Regions from separate parts of the Homo sapiens genome. Here regions 2 and 3 are each linked to region 1. A link is a contact called in ENCODE Hi-C or POLR2A ChIA-PET data. All regions are on one chromosome and are shown on one strand. Each heading gives the region's core, a stretch centred on a gene start or an enhancer-like site at or near the end of the contact. The rest is flanking DNA. Distances are from core to core; before and after follow the strand shown. Region 1 overlaps PEX5L (peroxisomal biogenesis factor 5 like). Region 2 holds the start of ACTL6A (actin like 6A). Region 3 holds the start of MRPL47 (mitochondrial ribosomal protein L47).

Region 1 (4,065 bases), core at 471-2,970:
CAGGTATTACTGTACTCAGTGTAACTATGTGTTTTCCTCCAAAACTATGCCTAGAATATATATAGCAAAATTGTTTACATAATAAATTTCTCCAAGTAATAGAGTCTCAGATTTTTCTGTTTCTCCATTTTCTGCCTCTTCTTTTCAAGAGCAGGCTTTATGTTTTGCTTATTTTTTTTCTCATTTCTCCCTTATATTTGTAAAGCTGAAGAAGTCTGTCCATCTACAGAACCTAGGGGGACTTGCTCTTTCCCTCTTTGTTCTCTTACCATTTGGATTCTCCAAGGGGCCAGCCTTGGTCAGAACTATGAGGAGGTCTCCTTCCTTGCAATCTATATCCTCTACTTCTAGCAGATATGCCAAAATATTTGTGATATATGTTATATTCTTACACATAGGCAGAAGGAAGAGCAAGAGCAAAGTGTGAAGGGAGGAAGAACATCAAACACTCGATGCTTCAAGGTGTTCAGTATGAATGGGGCATGAAGTTGAGGGGGCATTAGATAAGCACAATGAGGTAGTTAGGGGCTGGATGACAATGGACAGCCTGCAAGCCCAGTGGAGGAGTTTGCATTTTATTTGGGAGACAGTGGGAAACATTAGTTCTCACTATGTATTGGGTGCTCACCAGTAAGCTAAGCAGTGTTGGGGTCCATGGGGTATTGCTACTGTTGTTCATAAAAGTCCTGATCCAAGGGTATGATTTTAACTCAAGTTCCTTGGAGTCTGGATGCAAAATTAAAATGGCTCATTCATCTAGACAAAAACAAGTTGCTTCCTTTTTTAAAAAATGCAAAGTTTACAAGGTTTTACATTTTTAGCTTAAAAATTTAACAATATCTAACCTGTTTATGAGCTCAATATGTTTTATCTTGTAGTAAATGATTTGATTAATGAAATCCATCAACTTATGCAACATAGCTCATTTTTTTCAGGGACTACTCCAATAGTTCATAAAATTTCATGTGTCAATTTTGGGGACACATTTAAAGTTTAAAGAGAGAAGCTGAGAATGCAGGGAAGTGATAACTGAACAACCCTTGACTGGAAGAAAACAACTTCTATGCTTAGTGTTTTTCTACAACAAAATTAGTTAATTATTCACAAATTATACAAATGAGATAATTTTGTTAGAAAACAAAGTGATGAATGAATGTTTTTTCTATTCAGAACATCCAGCACAAAGCCTGGATGGTACATTCTCTCACCATTTCCATTTCTTTAATAAGTTACTTATTCATATATTTCAAGAATGAGATCATTTGGCCAAAAAATACGATGAGGAATAAATAACAATTGTATTGAATGATCACTTGTGTATGTGTATGTGTGTGTGTGTGTGTGTGTGTGTGTGTTTCCTAGATCACAAGACAGGAAGGAAGTGGTACCCATTTCAACTGGGGGTAAACCATGTGAAAAATTAAACCAAAAATGGAAATGACAGAATTCTAGAGTTGTTTTGGAGAAAAGGAAGAAAGCAATGGAGCATAAAAAAAAAAACAGGTTTGCAAGAACTGCATTTCTGTCAAACCTTATATATGCAGTGTCAGAATAAGAGACACGTTCCAGAGGCAGGGATCAGAGAGTGGTGCTGAGCAGAGAAGAAAAGACATGCACTGTAAAGTCTGGATGGAGAGAAGTAAAAGCGCAACCACAGAATGACAAGGTCGGGGCAATGGCAGAGCGTGGGCATCTCAGTCCAAAGTCGAAGAGAAAAAGGGAACTTTACTCTGTAAACTCTCCCTGTTGTTTAAATATGAAAATAAGAAAAATATTTTGTATGGTCTTCCTGATCCTTTGTCATTTTTATTATAAGTGATAAAATTGAATTTATAACATAAATCATTGAGGGACAAATATTTCCACTCACAACTGGTTTTCAAAGCCCTTCTGACAATAGACGCTGATTCAATCAGTAATCACCGAGTTCACCTGCATGGTTCATTAGACAAAAGCACTGGCAGCTGACTTCAAAACGGATGGGCCTGAAAGCTGAACTGTCGATACGGTTCACAATCACCATGGCCAGTTGAGGGGGAGATGATAAACTGAACCAGGTGGAGAGGCCCTGAGAGATGAGCTGTAGAAAAACCATCTGTGTCAACAGGGAGGAAACACTTTGTTAATCCCAGAGTAGTTTAGGAGATTTCAAAGTTTACTTTAAAAATCTTTAATATCTATACCCTGATGGATACTGGGAAGATGTCACAAAGTTTGTGAGAACCATTTTATGAAGAGTTAGGAGGTATCTAATATAAACATCTTTTTATAAAAATCTATCAGACAAATAGACTTTTAGCTGTGCACTTGAAATACACACTTTTCTCAAATGACTATTCTGGTTTGATTACTATGCTTATCTTACCAACATGGGACATTTGGAAGAAAGGAGAGGAAGTATCATAATTTAGAAAGGCAGTTACAGGAGTGGCTGAATGAACTCAAGACTAGAGGCTGCAGATCCCAAGTTCAAATATTGCCTGTGATGTGAAGTAACCTGGTGAACCCAGTCAAGTTACCTTTTTACTCCAAGACTTGCTTAACTTATTTTGATTATAACAAGTAATATGATTAAGCTTCTTAGAACAATATCTTTTCATCAAAGTTTATCTATACACCTAAGTTGTTCCTTAAGTGCTATCACCATAATCATACACACTCCTTCCCCTATTAAGGTGACTAGAAATGGGTTCCATGGGATGGAATTTTTAATTTTTTAATCCACTGGATTAGATTATCTTCTGAAATTCCTTCCAGATCTAATATTTACAGTTCTTATTTTGATCAGATGAACCTACTTAAAAATCAACAGCAAAAATAAATAAGTACGGCAACACTCCTTCCACAATAAAAGGCTGAATAGGTTTCTTTTCAATTTCTCTACCAAATGGCTGAGTCTAATTTTAAGTACTACTGTCTCTGACTGTTACTTTCATATATAACATCATTTTTACACTCAACCTGTCAGCTCATGTCATTTCAATTATGCATTTGTTTTCTCACTGACTAAACATTGTGCCAGCACTTCTCCCTATTAGATTAAAAAGAAAGAAAACATGGGCTATTTGAAAATGACTTAACAGCAATACATTTTTCCAGCTTGAAAGTCTAGTATTTTTCTTTTATGCTGCATGTAATGAACATAGGCTGAATATTAATATCTTAAAGTAAAGATACCTGATAGCATTTCAGATATTTGTTGAACTTGAGATGGTGACTCATGATGTCTCTCTTGGTGATTACAGTTTTTAACTGAGCCCTGTGAGTTAGTTGCATTACTGCTTGGAAAACTGGGGAAGATGGACTGGTAGAGGAGAGCTAGGTGTGTGCTTGTTACTCAACAATGCTAGAACCTTGTTTACTCACAGAGATGGCTAGGCTGGCAAGAGCAGAAGACAGTAAACACAGTCCTGCATAGGTAGAAACATCAGCAATGCCTCCTGCTCATAAATAACTGCCCTACTCATTTTATCAAATGGGGATTTTTTACATTTTAAATTGGCCAGTTTTCTTTGGAAGTACTTCAATTTCCCAAGGAACATAAGGCCAGCGTCAATGATAACTTAATGTCCATTAATTTAATCAGATCAACAACTAGGTTAGGTTAATTTTCAATGGGGAAAGTGTAAAATGGGAGAGAAACAGAGGAGAGCACATAGGACTCTTCCTGGATCTTAGAGACTCATGAATATAGCAAGTCATAAACTGGACCCCATGGGTTGTATACACAGACTATTTTGTCTGATTATATACTGTTTAAAATTTTAAAAAAGATTATAAACATGTAAAAAAGCAGAGATTAATGCCTTTTTTGAAAAATTCCTATGTGTGGTGACACTGAGCCCATTTCCAACAAGGTGGCAATCCGCTGAAGCTGATACGTGCTGCCACCTCTACTGGGGCCAGCTCCCACCAAGTAGCCACTGACTCCCTCACTCCCTATGTTTCTTATGCACAGTCTACTAACCTCATTTCTGGACCTGGATGATTGGAAAAGGCATTTGCATCCATGACCCCAGACTAGACTTTATTGTTTAAAATAATTATAATTCAATGTCCCCAAAT
Region 2 (4,065 bases), core at 682-3,181, 400 kb before region 1:
CTCTCTCCTTCTTTCTTTTGTTTTCTTTTTTTCTTTTTTTTTTTTTTTTTCAGGGACTTGCTTTGTCACCCAGGCTGGAGTGCAGTGGGGAGATCACGACTCACTGAAGCTTTGAACTCCCAGGCTCAAGCAATCCTCTCACCCTAGCCTCCAGAGTAGCTAGGGGGCATGCACCACCATACCCAGATAATTTTAAAATTTTTTGTAGAGACGGGGGTCTCCCTGTGTTGCCCAGGCTGGTCTTGAACTCCTGGCCTCAAGCGATCCTCCTGCTTGGACCTCCCAAAGTGCTAGGATTACAGCTGTGAGCCACCATGCCCAACCTGTCACATATTATTCTTTAAAATATTTTAAATAATAATTTAAAAACAGAAATAATCATTCTTAGCTCAAGGCCAAAAAAAAAAAAAAAAAAAGGCAGTCTTCCCACCTGCTTCCCCTTTTCCCCACCTCCCCTCCCCACCCCACACACAAAAGACTGGATTTGGCCCTAGTGCCATAGTGTGCTGACACACATCTGCATTATCTCACTGGGTTAATAGGGCTTTTCTAAATGGTCAGATACACTGTGATTATATTGTCAAGTGAATGGGAAAGAGTTTTCCCGCTAGCCTTTTTTCCCACCCTACTGCCTCATCACTTTCTGCCACCCTCTGCCACTGAGACTGATGGGGTTTTAGTCAATCGTTTCTAAGGTTAAAAGTAGGCACTGCATGTCTAGACTCTAGACAAGGATCAATTACAAGGATAGGCAGCAATCTTAAGGGTTTGAGCGCTGGAGTGTCCTGATCGGGTTTGGGCGTTTTCACAGATGAAGCTCCCTTGATCAAGAGTGGCAAAGGGACACAGCAACAAGTTGTTGCAGTAATCTGGGGATAAAGGAAGGTGATCTGGACTAGGCTGGTAGAAATAGGGGACTAAGGCTGTTTTTGGGATGCCTATTTAGGATTGGGTGCTTGCTTGAATGAAGATTGATTAGCTGTTTTAAATACCTCTCACAGGATAAAAGAAATTGATTTTTTTTTTTTTTGAGACAGAGTCTTGCTCTGTCGCCCAGGCTGGAGTGCAGTGGCGCAATCTCGGCTCACTGCAACCTCTGCCTCCCGGGTTCAAGCGACTCTCCTGCCTCAGCCTCCTGCGTAGCTGGGACTACAGGCCCGGCTACTTTTCTCATTTTTAGTAGACACAGGGTTTCACTGTGTTGCCTAGGCTGGTCTCGAACTCCTGACCTTGTGATCTGCCCGCCTCGGCCTACCAAAGTGCTCGGATTACACGCATGAGCCACCACGCCCGGCCTGAAATTTTTTTTTTTTTTTAAAGAAATGAGTAAGTTTTTTAATAGTTTTTAAAGCGCTACCTAGGTTTAGCTGGGATACCGCATAATTTCATTCTTCTTTTACTTATTAATAACCATTTTAAAAACTGCAAGATCCTATCAATTTGTCTGATTTACTGATTCCCCTATCCCAAAGTGGAGCGCAAAATTTTTACTTTTTCAACATAAAAGTTAGTTTAAAATACTTTTTCTGAAGAAAAAAAGAAAGAAATCCGCATTCCCCACAGTCACTGGACAGGAATCTCGGCGTGGAGACACCCGTTCAATTTCCAGGGGTCTACCTTCCCCTACCCGGGTTCCCGCCGCTCCTCAGCGCCCAGACGCACCTCCTAGTCCCGCCCCCATGCTTCTTCCAGCCTTCCTCCTTCTTCTCCCACTGCCTCCGCCCATTCCCTCGCCCACCCGGGAAGCTCCGCCCCCTCCAGCTCCGCAACCCAACTCCTTCTGTCCTGCTGTCGCTTTCCTCTTTCCCGCCCCCATGGCTGCCTTCGATTGGCTAAACCTGCTGGGCCGCGGCGGGGATGCGGCGCAGCCGCATTCTGATTGGCTAGACTTAGGCCTGGACCCTAGTGATTGGCTGATAGGAGGAGCCAGCAAGTGTGGCTGAGCTCCGGGGTGTGTGGACGCCGCTTTGTTGCCTGAGGTGGGTGGCGGTGGAAGTTAAGGGAGTCAGGGGCTATCGCTCCTCGAGACTCGCAGTCGCGGCCACTGCAGTCACTTCGCCAGTTAGCCCTTAGGGTAGGAGTCGCGCCGGCAGCAGCCATGAGCGGCGGCGTGTACGGGGGAGGTGAGTGAGTGCGGCCGGACGAGAGAGCGCGCCTTTTCGGCGTGTGGGGTTTGTAACCGCCGCTCCCAGCCCTCCCCTCCCCGGCGTTCCCTTCCGGTCTCCCCCTCTCGGGACCCCGGCCTCCCCGCCCCGTCCCCGCCCCACGCTCTGCCCGCCCCCGGAGCCCACCCGGCTCGCCGTGCTCCTCGGGCTCCCTGAAGTGGCGGCTCTCTGTGGCCTCTTCCTGCCTCTGTCCCCGGAGGAGCAGGGTTTTGGGGTGCGCGCTCGGTTCTCTAGGGAGCCTCGGGGCTGGGCGGGAGGCTCAGTCTAGCCGGCCGCCGGGCCCCGGCTTGGGTGACCGCCCCAGGGTCGCATCTCCCCGAGTGCCTCCTGGACTCAGCTGTGTCGGGACGCGTGTGCGCCCGCCTAAACTTGGAAGGTCCCGGCGGTTTGCAAGCGTGGACGGAGGGTTCCCAGAGTGTCCCATAGGTGGCAAAGCGAGCCTCAAGCCGTAGAACTGACTAGGGAAGCGGCGGCCACTTAGGGTACTGCCTCCTCCCCGTCTGCGCCCCATGCGCGAGCTGCCTCACCTTTCAGTAACTCTTGCCTGTTTTTTGGCTGCGGAGTCTCCAGAGTGACTCGTGGGCGGGTCTGTTTGAGATCAATTCAGGAGCACGTGTAATTTAAGGATGCCCAGAAAGTTTGCTGGGGGTCCTAGGCGTGTTATTTTTTCACTTTCTTTGATTAGACTGTGGTGTGGTAGGAAGATTACCAGGTGCCGGGGGTTACAGACCTGGGTTGAAATATCCACCTCACTCTTTATTAAGCGCTTTGGTCTTGGGCAGTTTATGTAACTTTCCAACTTCAGGCCTCATTTATGGAATAATTCCTAGCCGATGGGGGTGGGCATGAAGGTTAAATGAAATAATGCTGCATTTGCCACTTAAAGTCTGGCCCATGGACCAGCAGTGTCAGCATCACCTGCAAGCCTGTTAGAAATGCAGGATCTCACGCGTCATTCAGAATCTACTGATTTAGAGCCTCCATTTTTGCAAGATCTGCAGGTTAATCGAAACACTGATACATATAATTCATGTGTTGGGTTGTGTTTGATGAGTTAGAGACCCAGAAAACAAATCCAGACTATTGCTGTTGTTACTGTGTCTAGTAGTGATGCTGTTTCTATAAAGGATGTCATTTTACAGGTAGGAAACAACAAAAATAAGATTTTTCCTTCATGTTCCCCAAGAAAATCACATCACCCCTAAACTTGGAAGGAGAAAAACATTAAAATCCTCAAAAAAGACAAAAGCCTTTTTAGTAGAGTAGAGGTTCAATTCTTGAGGATTTTTATAGACTAGAAATTGCATCCTAGGTTTTAAACATCCAGAACTCTGTGGTTCTATTAAGCCTCCTGCCTCCCATGGCCACTCTCCTACTTTGGGTTCATGGGGCTTGATTTTTAATGAAGCAGGGTACAGGAATTAGATGTATCTCCCATCCTGGAAAAGGAACAGATGTAAAATTCTGAGAATTTAGAGTCTTAAATTAAAATTCCACCATATCCAGTTTACTAAACTAATTAGGACAGGAAAATGAGCTGATATGTTGGATTTTTTCTATTTCACAAAAATGTTTTTTGAGTACTTGCTATGTGGCAGGTATAGGCTCTTGTCATCAAGAAGCTCAGTCTTGTAGATGAGTCTGTTAGGTAAATAGACACCGTATTTCACTGATTCTTCGTTGTACATTTTTTCCCACATTTAAACAGCTGAAGTTGGAATATGTCTTTTTTTTTTTTTTTTTTAATAGAGATGGGTCTTGAACTCCTGAGCTCAGGCGGTCTTCCCACCTCAGCCTCCCAAAGTGCTAGGATTACAGGTTTGAGCCACTGCCCCCAGTCAGAATATGTCTTAACAGTGCTGGCGTGGCAGAGTTTAATTGCCATATTATTTTGTTAGTG
Region 3 (4,065 bases), core at 1,011-3,510, 360 kb before region 1:
AAAATAAAATCTAAAATAAGCCCTAAACCTTACTTTAGTTAATAATTTCAGCCTATTCCTTATCTAACCATCTTGCCAATCTGCCAAGGAACAATTAACTCTACTATTATATTGTCCCTTTAATTTTCTCTAGTAGACAGTCTCAAAGAAAACTGAAAAAGGAAACATCTAAATAATTCCTAAACTGGATATATAATCCTAGAACGATGGTTGGGCGGGGCGGGGGGGGGGGTTCCATAAATATATCTAATGTTGACAAATCCAAGTATCTCACCAGATTTTACTTTTTCTTGCCCCCAGTTTTTTGGGTCATCAAAAAATTCTTCTAGTCCTTTCCTTGACAATGTGGTATGAAGTAATCTATATTGGTGAAAGGATGTCACATTTGGTGTACTCTTAGGCAACAAACTAAGAAAAAACCTGCAATTGAACACACATAAACAAGTAAAAGTTTTATAATATCTGGATTTTATAAGCAATAAACATTATCATAATAAACATAATCATTTTGTCATCGATAACATTTTAAAAAGCTACTCAGGGTTTCTGCACAAGAATTAATTTTTTTTTCTTATTTAGAGACTGGGTCTCACTATGTTGTCCAGGCTGGTCTCGAACTCCTGGGCTCAAGTGATCCTCCCACCTTGGCCTCCCAAAGTGCTGGAATTACAGGGATGAGCCACCATGCTTGGCCACAATAAATTTTGAAAATGCTTTAGAAAGTATTGTTAATACTGCATTATAGAAGCTGCTACCTTATAATTTCAGAGGTAACATAGTTACACAATTATATTTTAAGGTAACATTTTTGGGTCCTTCTTACATTGCTAATGGGTGCAAGCGCAGGTAAAAAGAGCAGTCAATTTTGCAACATGTGGGCTGGGCACGGTGGCTCACACCTGTTATCCCAGAAATTTGGAAGGCCGAGGTGGGAGGATCACTTTGAGCCCAGGAGCTCAAGACCAGCCTGGGCAAGATGGCAAAACCTCATCTTTAACAAAAATACAAAAATTAGCCAGGCATAGTAGCACGTGCCTTATAGTCCCAACTACTCGGGAGGCTGAGGTGGGAGGACGCTTTGAGCCTGGGAGGCAGAGGTTTCAGTGAGCTGAGATCACACCATTGCACTCCAGCCTGGGCGACAGAGTCAGTCCCTGTCTCAAAAAACAAAAACAAAAAAACCTCACAATTTTGCAACATGTATCAGGAGCCTCAAATACTTCCTCCTTTAATTCAGTAATTCTGCATCTAGAAGTTTCAACTGAAAAAATTATTATAGATGGGAATTTATAAATTAAGATGTTTATTAAAGCACTATATAGGATGTCAAGTTTTTAATTATGTAAATACGCAGCTAAGAATGGTTTAAAAATTACTGTGCATCTGGATGATAAATTATTATGCAGTAATTCAAAAATCCTGTTTTTAAAAAATAGTTAACGACCTGAGATGATTTGAAACTAAATAATGAAGTTTATCACAAGTGTTGTATCCCTACCAAAAATATTTAGCCTAAATCTTATAATGAGGAAACAATCAGACAAATCCAAATGAATAAGATTCTTAAAAAGCTAATCTCATCAAAATGTCAACAACATTAAGAAAAAAAAAAAAAAGAAATTGTTCCGGATAGAGACTAAAGAGTCATGGCAACCAATGTAATAAATGGATACTTCACTGGATCCAGGACCAAGAAAAATAAATAAATAAAAGAAGTTACTAAGTTACCAGTTACTTTCATTGTAACACATCCTGTAAATACAAATATCTCTTCTTTTTTAATCCATCCAAACTTGACACAGACTTGAGTATCACAACAAAAACATCTTCGGTAAAGTTTTTCGCACCTCACCCAGCCCAAGAGGATGCTTCTGTACTTATAGATGTATTTACTTCAACAAATGCTGGACATCTACAAACCCCATATACTGTCTTGTCCACAGCAGGCAGCAACAAAATGAGGAAGGAATAGAAATGTCGGAGGTGAGCGACTTCTCCAAGGTCACTCACTCCTCACCAAAGTGGGCTCCGGCTCTGCCATCCAGGCGGCCGTTCCATTCTTGAGTTGTTCTCGGCATCTCGGCATCTCGGCAACCAAACAAGATCCAAAGTTGGAGAGGTGGGCAAACCTACTTTATACATCACTTACCCTGTGCAGGCAGGGACCTGAGGAGTTATTAACGATCGGGAAGATTTCAGGGCGGATGAAACTCTCCTACAAAGAAGGGCCAAACCGGCCGCAGCCATGTTTTCGCATAACTGGCAAAACGCGTTTCCGCCAACGATAGCGTCACTTCCGGCGTCTCAAGCCGGCGGTGAGGAGAATAGAAAACTTGCCCTCACTTAAGATGGCCACATCCTGCCTTTGTCCTCATTGGTAAATTGGCTCTCTCAGCTTCCGTGACCCGCCTCCCTTCTTCCTCCTGCCCGTAGTAGCCATGGCGGCCATGAGTTTGTTGCGGCGGGTTTCGGTTACTGCGGTGGCAGCTCTGTCTGGCCGGCCCCTTGGCACTCGCCTCGGATTTGGGGGCTTCCTCACTCGTGGCTTTCCGAAGGCTGCTGGTGGGTGCTGGCCTAGGGAGAACGGGCGTGAAGCGGGTGCGGGGCGAGAAAAGGGAGGACGCTTCCAGGGTGACCTTGGTGGGATCCGGAGGGAGCCGGGACAAGTTGTGGGCTTGGGGCTTGACAGGAGAGACGGAGCACGAGCTATATGAGGGGTTTTCCTGAAGTAGCCAGATAGATCGTGTTTACATTATTAGCATTTCTAAAACGTTGTTATTCACCATCCCAATTAATGCTAATTTGCGGATGAAGCTGAGTCTAGAAAGGTATAGAGCTGAGATCTGTATCTCTAGGGCACAAGCTTATTGTTGCGTTCCACCTGCCCAAAGGCTAGGTTCTAGTCCCACAGATGCAAAGTCATCTTGCCGAGAAGCCCACCTATGCTAAGGAATATGAAGACAGGTAATATGTAGACAGGTAAAGAGGCTCAGGGCCAACTTATTCTTTAGGCACAGTAAGTACCGTGCCGCCCAATAATGAGATGCAGATGAACTGGGGAGGAAGAGAGGTTTTTGTTTTGTTTTGTTTTGTTTGTTTGTTTTTTGAGACAGAGTCTCACTCTGTTGCCCAGGCTGGAGTGCAGTGGCGCGATCTTGGCTCACTGCAACCTCCGCCTCCTGGGTTCAAGCGATTCTCCTGCCTGAACCCATGATAGTTTTAGGGGTCTACGAAAGTCTTTTAATTTAAATTTCTTTTTTAAAAAAACCATAATGTTTATGAATATGATAACGAATCCAGCCTGTATTATGTTCGTTTTATACCAATGCAGTCATAAAATATTATTTTTAATAACTTAGACGAAGGGGCCCTTGAAGGCAAAAGTGCCTAGGTCTCAGGAAAGTCATAATACAGTCTTTTTTTTTTTTTCTTTTGAGACAGTCTCACTCTGTCACCCAGGCTGGAGTGCAGTGGCACCATCTTGGCTCACTGCAATCTCCACCCCCCGGGTTCAAGCGATTCTCCCGCCTCAGCCTCCCCAGTAGCTGAGGCTACAGGTGCACACCACCACGCCTGGCTAATTTTTGTATATTTAGTAGAGATGGGGTTTCACCATGTTGGCCAGGCTGGTCTCGAACTCCTCACCTCAAATGATCCGCCCACCTCAGCCTCCCAAAGTGCTGGGATTATAGGCGTAAGCCACTGCACCTGACCAATACAGTCTTAATAGGGCTATTTGGACCTCCTTGGAGACAGTGAGTTGCATCATGGCGGTGTGAATAATCATAGCAAAGATCAAATGCTTGATATTCAGTGTACTTTATTATCTCAGAGACTCTGCAAAGAAATTACAATGTTATTTTCATTTTACAGATGAGGAAACTGACTCAATTATTAAATAATGTGTCACTAAATAATAGCCAACATTTACTGAGCACCTGTTACGTGTCAAGCATCCTTTTTTATTTTTATTTTTTTCAAGACGGAGTCTTGCTCTGTTGCCCAGGCTGGAGTGCAATGGCGTGATCTTGGGTCACTGCAACCTCTGCCTCCTGCGTTCAGGCG

The links. Hi-C counts contacts between places; a loop is a spot of excess contacts on that map. ChIA-PET counts read pairs that join two places held with the same protein, here RNA polymerase II (POLR2A). Pooled maps may share reads with other maps.
Region 2: a map with no recorded cell type shows a loop between it and region 1 (7-fold over the local background). The contact joins the promoter of ACTL6A here to the enhancer-like site in region 1. A Hi-C loop is called at or near these places in 4 of 37 single-sample maps with no recorded cell type and 4 of 50 pooled maps. POLR2A ChIA-PET finds 5 or more read pairs at or near these places in 1 of 52 experiments (OCI-LY7).
Region 3: a map with no recorded cell type shows a loop between it and region 1 (7-fold over the local background). The contact joins the promoter of MRPL47 here to the enhancer-like site in region 1. A Hi-C loop is called at or near these places in 9 of 37 single-sample maps with no recorded cell type and 8 of 50 pooled maps.

What each region holds. Positions count from the first base shown.
Region 1 is chr3:179,959,876-179,963,940 of GRCh38, forward strand. The region is part of intron 2 of PEX5L (peroxisomal biogenesis factor 5 like); the gene reads right to left. All of the region lies in intron 1 of LOC124909463 (a long non-coding RNA gene), which reads left to right. Among named protein-coding and RNA genes, the nearest start is that of PEX5L-AS2, 64 kb to the left of the region's middle. RefSeq lists a silencer at 2,039-2,088. Within about 2 kb of position 1,721, at least 2 of the 41 ENCODE cell types and tissues checked have a DNase peak (open chromatin) inside an H3K27ac peak, as active enhancers do; they include OCI-LY7, where a contact is called at or near this core.
Region 2 is chr3:179,560,995-179,565,059 of GRCh38, forward strand. ACTL6A (actin like 6A) reads left to right here and starts at 1,932. Exons shown (of 14, transcript NM_004301.5): 1 at 1,932-2,123. The coding sequence starts at 2,099. RefSeq lists a silencer at 1,794-2,023.
Region 3 is chr3:179,602,378-179,606,442 of GRCh38, forward strand. It overlaps MRPL47 (mitochondrial ribosomal protein L47), which reads right to left and starts at 2,261. Exons shown (of 7, transcript NM_020409.3): 1 at 2,150-2,261; 2 at 275-420. The coding sequence starts at 2,247. NDUFB5 (NADH:ubiquinone oxidoreductase subunit B5) reads left to right here and starts at 2,417. Exons shown (of 6, transcript NM_002492.4): 1 at 2,417-2,562. The coding sequence starts at 2,439. RefSeq lists enhancers at 1,551-2,417, 2,343-2,542, 2,418-3,284, 2,723-2,882, 2,913-3,002.